Linked DNA regions of Homo sapiens: region 1 is linked to region 2. The links are chromatin contacts, found by Hi-C in ENCODE. All regions are on one chromosome and are shown on one strand. The core of a region is the stretch at or near the end of the contact, and the rest is flanking DNA. Distances in the headings are between cores, read along the strand shown.

The links. Hi-C counts contacts between places; a loop is a spot of excess contacts on that map. Pooled maps may share reads with other maps.
Region 1: a map of PC-3 shows a loop between it and region 2 (2.7-fold over the local background). The contact joins the promoter of ABHD13 here to the promoter of NALF1 in region 2. A Hi-C loop is called at or near these places in 1 of 168 maps with a recorded cell type or tissue (PC-3) and 4 of 50 pooled maps.

The regions. Positions count from the first base shown.
Region 1 is chr13:108,217,142-108,222,123 of GRCh38, reverse strand. It overlaps ABHD13 (abhydrolase domain containing 13), which reads right to left and starts at 3,732. Exons shown (of 2, transcript NM_032859.3): 1 at 3,465-3,732. It also overlaps a transcript of LIG4 not described here. RefSeq lists a silencer at 3,210-3,449 and an enhancer at 3,730-4,059.
Region 2 is chr13:107,866,246-107,871,789 of GRCh38, reverse strand. NALF1 (NALCN channel auxiliary factor 1) reads left to right here and starts at 4,294. Exons shown (of 3, transcript NM_001080396.3): 1 at 4,294-5,544. The coding sequence starts at 5,194. It overlaps LOC124903206 (heparan sulfate glucosamine 3-O-sulfotransferase 4-like), which reads right to left and starts at 5,117. Exons shown (of 1, transcript XM_047430833.1): 1 at 1-5,117. The coding sequence starts at 4,893. The coding sequence ends at 4,330. RefSeq lists an enhancer at 3,258-3,826.

The sequences.
Region 1 (4,982 bases), core at 2,483-4,982, 350 kb before region 2:
TCATGCGTGTAATCCTAGCGCTTTAGGAAGCCAAGACAGGTGGATTGCCTGAGCTCAGGAGTTTGAGACTAGTCCGGGCAACATGGTAAAACACCGTCTCTACTAAAAATTACAAAAAATTAGCCGGGCATGGTGGCGCGTGCCTGTAATCCCAGCTACTAGGGAGACTGAGGCATGAGAATCACTTGAACCCAGGAGTCGAGGTTGCAGGGAGCTGAGATCGTGCCACTGCACTCCAACCTGGGTGACACAGTGAGACTATGTCTCAAAAAAAAAAAAAAGTGTACATTGTTTTGCATATTGTATATCGAGTTACGGATTCTGCCACCAGCAAATGGTCTTTTAAAAATACAAAAAAGTGCATTACCCATAGTGAATTACAATGAATTTCCGAAAAACAATTTGGCAAAAGGCTAAACAATTTCAAATACAATTAAAAAGTCCTAAGTCATAAAGGCACTATTATTTCTTTAAAGATCTTTAAGTCCATCCTAGATTGATAATTTTGGGAACAGCTTGTTTAAAAATAAAAACTGTTCATACATTTAAAAAAAATGTGCAGGTTCAAGTGAAGACTGTAAAAAGTGGAAAGGGAGTTCGTGTGTCAATGCCGACATCCACATCCCAGCAGAGAATGAGGACCCCACACCCCATGGGCTCATTAATTACTCTGGGTGAATCACAGCTTCCAATCACATGTGAAGTAATGTGGAACTCAGATTCAGTATTCTTATATCAATCTCTCTCCTCTTCTGTTAAGCATTGGGAAGTTAAGAAACCATGCCAGCTGCACAGCTGAAATGGAAACACAAATAGCTGCTATCAAGGTGTTGGAGACACCACAGAATGAATTATCTATTTCCCTAATGGTTACCCACATGCCATCAATAATGAAAAAGTGTGTATTAATAGTCCTATGGGACAAATGAACAGTAACTGCCTATGGAGATGCTGGATAATAACTGGATGGTTCAGACAGCATCTTTAACTAGGATTTAAATCTGTATGAGCAGATAGCTCAAAAATTATACCAGGCAGCTACTTAGTAGCTTTTTCATGCTTGAAAATCTTGGCAAATAGAGTCAACTCTGGCAGAAGTAAAATGAGAGATTATTGTTACTATGGAAGCCAACCACAATTTGTTCTGAGATTATAAATATCTGAAATGTTTAAAACAAATCCACTAGCCTAAAACTGTAGTGATGTTAGACTGATAATGAAATTCACAAAGTTTCCAATTTATAAATGGGCAATGTTCTAAAACTTTACCTATAAACTAGATGGATGAAACTTAGAATATTTGTTTTGTATAAAACCAGTGTTATATAACATTGAGTATGTGAAAGTAAGTACAACTAGAAGCCTTACTAGAAGTATCTAGATTCTCAGGCTAGCTCATAAATGCATGTAGTCCCTGTACTGGAAATACTACATCTTTGCAAGGGATTTCAGCAGAATATACTGTTGTAGGAGTTCACACCATGTGAAACAGAAACATAAAATATAATAATGTATTACAAAATCTGTCATTTGAGGAAAAATATCTTACTTAGAAGAACTAGAGCATCTTTTAAGTCCACACGAAAAAAGGCTATTTAAAGGTCTTAAGACTTTCCTGGGGCAACTAAACAAGGATTAGAAAGATTTCAGAATCTGGGTAATACATTAAACAGAGAAACAGAAATAGATTCCCCTGAGATAAGTTATGAGAAGAGATCATGGGAAAATGTTAGATCCAACAGTTTCCTGCACCTATCACTAAGTTATATTGTTAGCCCAGGGCAATTTGGTTAGTAAACCCTCTTATCCACATGCCAAGAGGTCTTTGATGTGCCCAAGAAGAGGGCAGTGTGCCAAGGGCTACCTGTAGGTACCTGGCTTGCTTTAATCATTCCAAGTTAACTGTCAGTGGGAGGCAGTGTGGTGCAATGGAAAGGAGACAGTGTTTTGAGTCATGGTCTGTTAAGAGATAGGTAGCTTTTGCCAACTCACTTAGCCTCTCTAAATATATATTTCCTCGTATGTAAAAGGAGGATGAAAGATTAAATTGAACTACTGTTGAGATAAAATGTAATAGTGTGTTAAGTGCAGCTACTTCTATGAGACAAAATTTAAATTACTTAATTATGTACTATAGCAGAGTATGTGAAAGTAAGGACAACTAGAAGCCCTATTAGTCCTAGATCAAATAATGGATATGATTCCCTAGAGGTACCGTATCTGAACACAGGAAGTAATCAGAGCAATGCACTCTTTCTCTGTTAAAACCAAACTCAGGTAGTAGATCCTCTAGAAAGCTTTCCTTGGACCCCTATTCCCTCCTGCCACCCATTCCACATTCTGTAGTTTGTGCAAACTTACGTGGCAGAAGTTACTATTACAGCGTAATTAACCTGCTTACACAGGCTGTGAGTTCCTCGATGACAGAGACCTCGTCCTATTCAACTCTACATTTTCTGTACGCAGCAGTGCCTGATGCATAGTGGGCCTCTATTAACGATTATTTAATTGAGCAGCTGATGTCTTAGGTAGGATATCATGACATTAACACTAAATCGGCAATCAAGAAATCTTACACAGTAAAATAAAATTTGATATTTTAGTCAAAGACGAGTGATTTCCCTAAGCATGCATACAAATAAGTATTGATCCACGAACCCCCTCCCGTCAAAAGAGATCAGTGAAAAATCCAATATCAACACACAAAGCCAATATACTCATCTCTTTCTATCCAGTTACTATCACATAGTAAACATAAATAAGAGTTGTTAAATGGGGACGGACTTTTTTTTGGTTTCGATACCTTGGGTAGTAATACTAGTAATTCATTTTACTTAAATGTTGACTAAAATCTACAGCAAAATTGACTTCGATTGTATGGGGTGCTTTTTTGATGTTTCCTGAATAACCCCAGAACTTCCTGTCATGATATTCACAGGTCTAAACCTGTTACTGTCGTGATTAGATCGGGGCTCTCCCTCTCTCCAACCTAGTAGCTGGAATTATTCTATTTTACTTTTCATGTCTGTGTGGGAGGGTGGGGGAGCGGAGGGTTGGATTTTAGGGATCTTAGGTTTGTACACATTACTGGAAATACAATTGACATAGAACACTAAGATACGTTTTAGGTTCCAATTACAAAACGACACCCGGCGAGCCTCTGGCAATGCGCGCACCTTAGTTTCCAAAACAGGTATTTGGCTTCAGTTTGCTTCCCCTGGTGAGTGGTGAGCGGAGTCGGGGCGGCCGGCAGGGCTGCACCCCGGGCTGGTCCTCCACAACCCCCGGCGCTCGGCCCCCGCACGACCCCCAGGGGAAGCCGCACTAGCCCCGGGGCTCCCCCCACAGCCTCCCGGGAGGGTTTCGCGCCCGCCTGGAGGAGCCGGCGGCTCCCCGCGACCCTCCTAGAAGGAGCGGACCGGCGCTCGGGCCCCGCGGGCTCGGGGTCCCCGAGCCGCACTTACTCAGACTCGCGGACAGGCTGCGCAGTCGGCCGCGGGCACGAAACCGGGCGCCGCGCAGCAGCGTACCCCCGCGTCGCTTCCGTCGCTCCTCATCATCCTCCTCCAGCCCAGGGGCCGCTGCCGGCGCCACGGTCTAGCCCGGAGCTCCTGCTGCGAGCTGTGGCCCCACTTCCGGCCCCCGCTCGGGTGTCGCCGGCAAATGCCCCCGCCGGCTCCCACATAACCTGTTCTCCGTCTCCGCTCCCGGAGTGGGAACCCTGCCCGCTCTTCCGAGCATGCGCAGAAGCCGCTGCCAGTGAGCCCCCGCGACGGTGGCCCGGACGGAAAAGATACCTCGGCGGCGTGGGCCCGGCTCCCTGCTCCAGGACCTAGGGATCTTGGCCTTCCACCCTCCTCCGAGCACCAGGACTCCCTCCAGTTCCGTACCCGAGGCCTCCGTGGTGAAGAGGTGCCGGACCCGATGAGCTCGGGAGTCCACCATCGCTCTGCAAGCCGCAGGTTTGCGGAGCAATTTGTTCTGCCTGATAGGGTTGTTAAGGGTGTCGCAATGAGGTCCACGATTTAAAGCGCTTCCATAACTATTTTTCTCCTTTTACCTCTACGAGAGTGGACTGTCAAGGGCGAATGCAGGTTTTGTGAGGCCTGAACCTTGTGCCATTTGGAGAGCCCTTTTAAAGAAAAATAATGTAAAATTGTCTTATTTTTGCAAATTTTACCGAGGTACACGACCATGGGAACACCTCGTTAGGGCCCCTCTCAAGGCCTTGGAAGTGTTCGCAAAAATGGGCCCTTAAAACTTGGGCTTCATTAGCTTCGCTGTCAACCCCCCTGTGCACTGAAGTGTACACACTTGTTTACAGATGTGTGCCTCCCCTCCCTTGGGCTTTCCTTATTCTATGTCCCCTATTTTATATATACAGAGGATATTTCATAAATCTGTGGGTTTTTTTTTTTTTCCTTTTGAGATGGAGCCTCGCTCTTGTCGCCCAGGCTGGAGTGCAATGGCGTGATCTCGGCTCACTGCAACCTCCGCCTCCCTGGTTCAAGCGATTCTCTCGCCTCAGCCTCTGACCTAGCTGGGATTACAGGTGCCCGCCACCACGCCCCGCTACTTTTTGTTTTTGTTTTGTTGCTGTTTTGAGACGGAGTTTCGCTCTTGTTTCCCAGGCTGGAGTGCAATGGCAAGATCTCGGCTCACCGCAACCTCCCGCCTCCCGGGTTCAAGCGATTCTCCTGCCTCAGCCTCCGGAGTAGCTGGGATTACAGGCATGCGCCACCACGCCCAGCTAATTTTGTATTTTTCTTCAGTAGAGACGGGATTTCACCATGTTGGCCAGGCTGCTCTCAAACTCCCCACCTCTGGTGATCCACCCACCTCGGCCTCCCAAAGTGCTGGGATTACAGGCGTGAGCCACCAGGCCCGGCCTAATTTTTGTATTTTTTAGTAGAGACGGGGGTTCACCATGTTGGCCAGGCTGGTGTCAAACTCCTGACCTCAAGTGATCCGCTCACCTCAGC
Region 2 (5,544 bases), core at 3,045-5,544:
ATCAGTCTTATATTTTTCCACAAATAAACTTTGACTATTCTTTATGAGCTCTTTATGTTTAATTTGTTTTAAAAAATGTAGACATTTGCCAGTGTGGTGGCTCATGCCTGTAATCCCAGCACTTTGAGAGACTGAGTCAGGAGGATCAGTTGAGGCCAGGAGTTCTAGGCCAGACTGGGCAATACAGGGAGACCACATCTCTACAAAAAATAAAAGTAAAAATAAAAATTAGCTGGACATGGTGACATGCACCTGCGGTTCTAGCTGCTCGGTAGGCTGAGGTGGGACAATCTCTTGAGCCCAGGATTTTGAGACTGAAGTGAGCTATGATCGCACCATTGCACTCCAGCCCAGGGGACAGAGCTAGACTCCATCTCAAAACTACAACCACAAAAATAAGTAGAAAATGTAGACATGCTCATCAAGAATTTGCACATTGCCTGTGAATTCTAAAAGCACAAAAGTCTTTTTTGAGATTAATGTGTATATAAGAGCATAATCCATTTTCACTTATATGTGTCACATAAACAGTATATGAGAACAACAAAGGGTGTACCTAATTTCGTGTTTTCAGGATGCATTCAGTGTGAAAAAAGAAAATATCTTGGGGTTGTTATTTACTTGATTTATGGAGTGGACATATTTAAGCAATGGCCTTCACTAGATAAGAAGATATTCTGGATTTGCCTGTTTTTCTTTGGTAAAATTATTTGGCAGATGTTAATTTTAAGGGATAAGGATAAATACTTGAGAAGACAACAAATATATCATTTTGTTGTTTTTATAACGTAAAGGCAGAATAAGAAACCCATCTCCCAATGCATAACAACTTTAGCCATTTAAATAGGAATAAAAGCACTGATTCCCATGAAAATAAGCATGATCAAATAACGTAAGAGCTTTGAATTTTTGAAGGTTATAAACATAAATGACCCCCTGAACAGTAATCCTGGAGCTATGATATACATGTAGATTGTTTCTGCAATGTTTTCTTGTTCAGAGTACATCCTGTTAGCAGATCCCTCAATATAATGTATTTGCAACTGTCTACTATTCAGCAGCCTTCTGAAATGTGCTGGTGCTATTAAACTTCTCTATTCCATTAGTCACACTCCTAGGTAAAACCTACGTAGGAGTTTCTAGACTCCACAGCCTGATTTTCCTGATATAAATGAAACCTACATTCCAGCCAAGCTATTTGCTCTTCCTTGCCACTATGCAATATTTTAGCTGATAAGCTAATAAGAATCAACATTTACTAATCTAGTTAACGCCTTCTCCAAACATATTTCTCGTTTTGATTTTAGTGAACAGTGATGTTCATGAAAACGAACATTGAAGTCACAATCTAAATTTCCTTAATGAATCCATCTCTTTCAGGAGAAAAGCCAATTTCCTTTGAGTATTATACAGTATCATTCATAACAGAGCCCCAGCCTTTCTCTCCAGCCTCTTCCCTTACCCCCTCCCAATATACAGGTCACACACAACACAGCCCACTTATCTGTCAGTAGTCCTACCAGTGCCCTGGGCTCCTTCAAGGTCCCAAGTCCTTGAAATTTGCTGTCCTTCTGAATTGTCCTTTTCTCCTCCCTAGAAGACTTCTTTCTGCTCCCGTTAAATGTCCCCAATTCCTATCTATCCCTAGTCCCTCTTAAAATCCAACTGGAGTTTACTGCTCTACTCTGAAGTCTCAAAACATGCTAATCTTCACAGATTACCTTGTATTGTAATTGTTGGCCTAGTTAGTATTATCTGCCCCTTGACTAAGCTTCAAGAGGCCAGACTTGGTCTTTTATCTGTCTTCCAACAGTTCATTCTAGAACCAACACACAACAAACAAAAGTCAAATTGGTTCTCAACAGTTTACTTTCAGTGGGCTTGCGTCCTTAAAATTGTCTTTTATAAAAATATCCTAATTCATGAGAAACATTAGAGGAAGGCAAGGCCCAGCTTACTTAAAAATAATTAACTATAGTCTGTTACATAAAGTAAAAATAGATTAAACACTATTATTTTAATGCAGTATATAAGACTTTTACTAAGTATCACTGAACTACCTTCTGAGACATGATTTTTACTAGATCTGAATAGTAATAAGATAAGTCACAGAGTCTTCTTTTGCTTCGGTTCCTTGTTTGATAATTATGAACCTTTAAATTTATATTGTTTATTTTATTTCCCCTAGTTTTCGTTCTCTTTCTGATTTAATCACACATGCAGAGTAAGACATTGGATGCTAATAATCTCAGCCACCATTAAAATGTTTGTGTCTGATTAAAATTAATGCATTATTGAAGGGAAATATATTATTATCTAATAAGTGTGGATGTGTATTCTATCATACTTCAATCCTTCGAAAATGCTGGACTAGTGAATATCACAAAACAGGAAATTAGTAATACAAAATAAAAATGTTAGGAAGATGCTGTAAAATGAAAATACTGATTATATCTGGGTGTTGATATCACCATGACTTTTTAAATTGCTCTTCTGATTTTTACACCTTTTTTACAATGCACAAACTGTACTTGTATAATAATAGTTATGTCAGCGAGAATGTATGCACTCGTATTTAGTTAAGAAATATTGTGGCATGTACAGTACAGTCCTGATTAATAAACAATCTGGTTAATAAATAATAATTTTGTCTGTATTATGAGGAAAAACTGACATTACTCAGAAATTCAACACACTGAAATCGAAAGTACTAGAATGATCTACTTACACAAATCGTCTTTTAAAACACTACATGACACTTGAGTAAACCAGCCATCAAACAGGACGCGGCTTTTGGATGATCATTACCTATAGTTGGTAAGAACTGAAAATTTTTAGGGGTAAAATTTAGTGTATACAGTACCTTATTATGCAGCAGAAGAGGCTAGTAGGTCGAATCCTGCCCAAGAGGTTTTGCAATTTTCTCTTTAAAAAACACCTACTTCTCCCGCATCCCCAACACCCACAGCGCTCCTTAAAGGAAAATGGATACGGATGCCCCATCCCTTTGGTTTCTCAATGCATTTTACTTAGAAAGAGGTCACCTAGTAAGACCCATGTGGTGAATGTGCACCCGGGCGGGGCATGAGGGTCCTTGGAAAGCACCGCAGAGAGGGCGACACCGCAAACCGCTGTCCCACGCGACCCCCGGGGCGAGCCGGGGCAGCGCTGCACTCGGTGCGCACCGGCAGCGTCTGGCACCCACGCCACCTGCTGCTCCCGCGGGTCTGGCAGGGGCAAGGGGCGGAGTGGGCAGGATCTTCAGATCAAAGGAGACCGATGCTTGCCCACGGCATCCAGCGTAGGAGCCGGAATCGAGGTGACCCCAGATTTTCCCAGAGTGTCTGTCTCCTTTCCCTTCTCAGAACTCCGAGAGCCAACGCTAAGGGGCACCAGAGGCTCAGACTGCGGCGGCGACTCGCAGGCACCCAGCTCGCCCGCGGCTGCGGAGGTCCTCGGAGGAGCCCACCCGGGAGGGGGTCTGGACGCAGGCAGCGGGGGCAGAGGGAGGGTCGAAGCCGCTCCAGAGGGTCCAGGTCCGAGGAGGAGCCCTCGGAGACGCGGACGGTGCGCGCGGAGGGCAGGGCTAGGCAGTGACCCCGGGTGGCACAGGGCTTACTGTTTCTTCCTAAGACTCTATGAGGCCACTTCTAATCGTTTACTTTAGAATAGGAAAGAAAACATAGACAAATGGGTGGCTGTCACCCAGGCAGCTACACGGTCGATGCAGGTGCACAGGCGTGCGCGCCATTCTCCCGTGTCACACAGCAGGACGGAATAACTGCACGCACTGGGAGCGATGGATCTCGCGGTCCGGGATCCGAGACGCATTCAGAGACCAAATGTCACCTCATCCCTCCTCTAGCCAATTCGAGCTTCCTCCGCGGACCCCCACCTTCCATCCGAAGTGGCTCGGTCCTTAGTTGAGAGGACTCTGCCCAGACCCTCGCACCAGTAGAGACCTCTGCCCGGGCGCCTGCAACTCGGACGCTTCCCGGAGCCAGAGCGTGCGGGCGGCGCGGCCGCGAGGAGCCTCACCGGCCATGCCGTCCGCAGTCTGACTTTTATTTTTCTCTTCAGTGATTAAAACAAAATATCGTGGACAGGGGGACAGAAAGGAAAGAGCAGGCGCCTGAGCCCGGGGAGCCGGGCGGGGGCCCCCGGGCCCCGCGGCCCCGCCGCCGCCCGCCCCCGCGCGCCTTCTCCCTCCTCCCGGGCCGAGCCGGCGCCACTGCGCCAGGATGGAGCGAGCTCGGCGCGGGAGGAGATGACGCAAAAGCCAGCGCTCCCCCCAAAAAAGTGTTTCTCCAGGACGAAGATGGCGGCAACTTAGCCCGCGGACTGAAGATGACTGTGGCTCTCGGGAGGCCCAGCCCAGGCGATTCGGCCCGGAGCTCCGCGGGAGGCGGCGTCAGCAGTCGGAGCCCCGGCGGCGGCGCCCGCGGGCGGCCCTGCGGCAGCGGCGGCGGCGGCGGCGGCGGCGGCAGCACTTAGAGCGCGGGGTGGGGGGTGGGGGGGAGGGAGCGCCCCGCCGGAGGCAGCCCAGGCTCCGGACTCTGGGAGAGCCAGCGCGGAGCAGGAGCGGGAGGCGGAGGAGAAGAAGAAGGAGAAGGAAAGGAAGGAGGAGGAAGAGGAGGAGAAGAAGAGGAGGAGGAGGAGGAGGAGGGGAGGCGCTCCGGGCGCCGTCAGTGGGCAGCGGAGGCGCGGCATGCCCCTGGCAGGGGAGAGCGGGCTGGGCTCCGCGGGGCCATGGGGACCCGCGCGCTGACAATGCCTGGGTGACCGGAGCCGCGCCAGCCACCCTGTCACCTCCACCATCGCCCCCTGCACCCAGCCTCGCCGCCGGCCACCAGCACCAGCCTCCTCCGTCTCTCTCTCTCTCTCTCTCTCCATTATTGTTTCCCACTCTACAGAGGATGGGGTCGGCTGATGATTAGGAAGCAAGTCAGACCTTCCTTCAAAGCCTGGTAATATTTATGTAGGCAAAAGAGACAGAGAGAGATAAAAGAGAGGGAGAGGGAGAGAGAGAGAGAGGAGAGAGGGAGAGGGGAAGAGAGAGAAAGAGAGAGAGGAGAGAGAAGAAACGGGAGGAGGGGATAAGGAAATTAAACCCTTTAAGTCAATGCATATTGTGGTGACACCGGCACAGGCGCCCTCACGGTGGAGTCGGCCAGGGCTGTGCGTTCCCAAAATATGACCAGGGGTGCTTGGATGTGTCGGCAGTATGACGACGGCTTAAAAATCTGGTTGGCAGCACCCCGAGAGAACGAGAAACCGTTCATCGATTCCGAGAGGGCTCAGAAATGGCGACTGTCTCTGGCATCTCTCTTGTTTTTCACAGTCCTGCTCTCTGATCACTTGTGGTTCTGCGCCGAGGCCAAGCTGACCCGGGCCCGGGACAAGGAGCACCAGCAGCAGCAGCGGCAGCAGCAGCAGCAGCAGCAGCAGCAGAGGCAGCGGCAGCAGCAGCAGCAGCAGCGGCGGCAGCAGGAGCCCTCCTGGCCCGCGCTCCTGGCGAGCATGGGGGAGTCCTCGCCCGCCGCC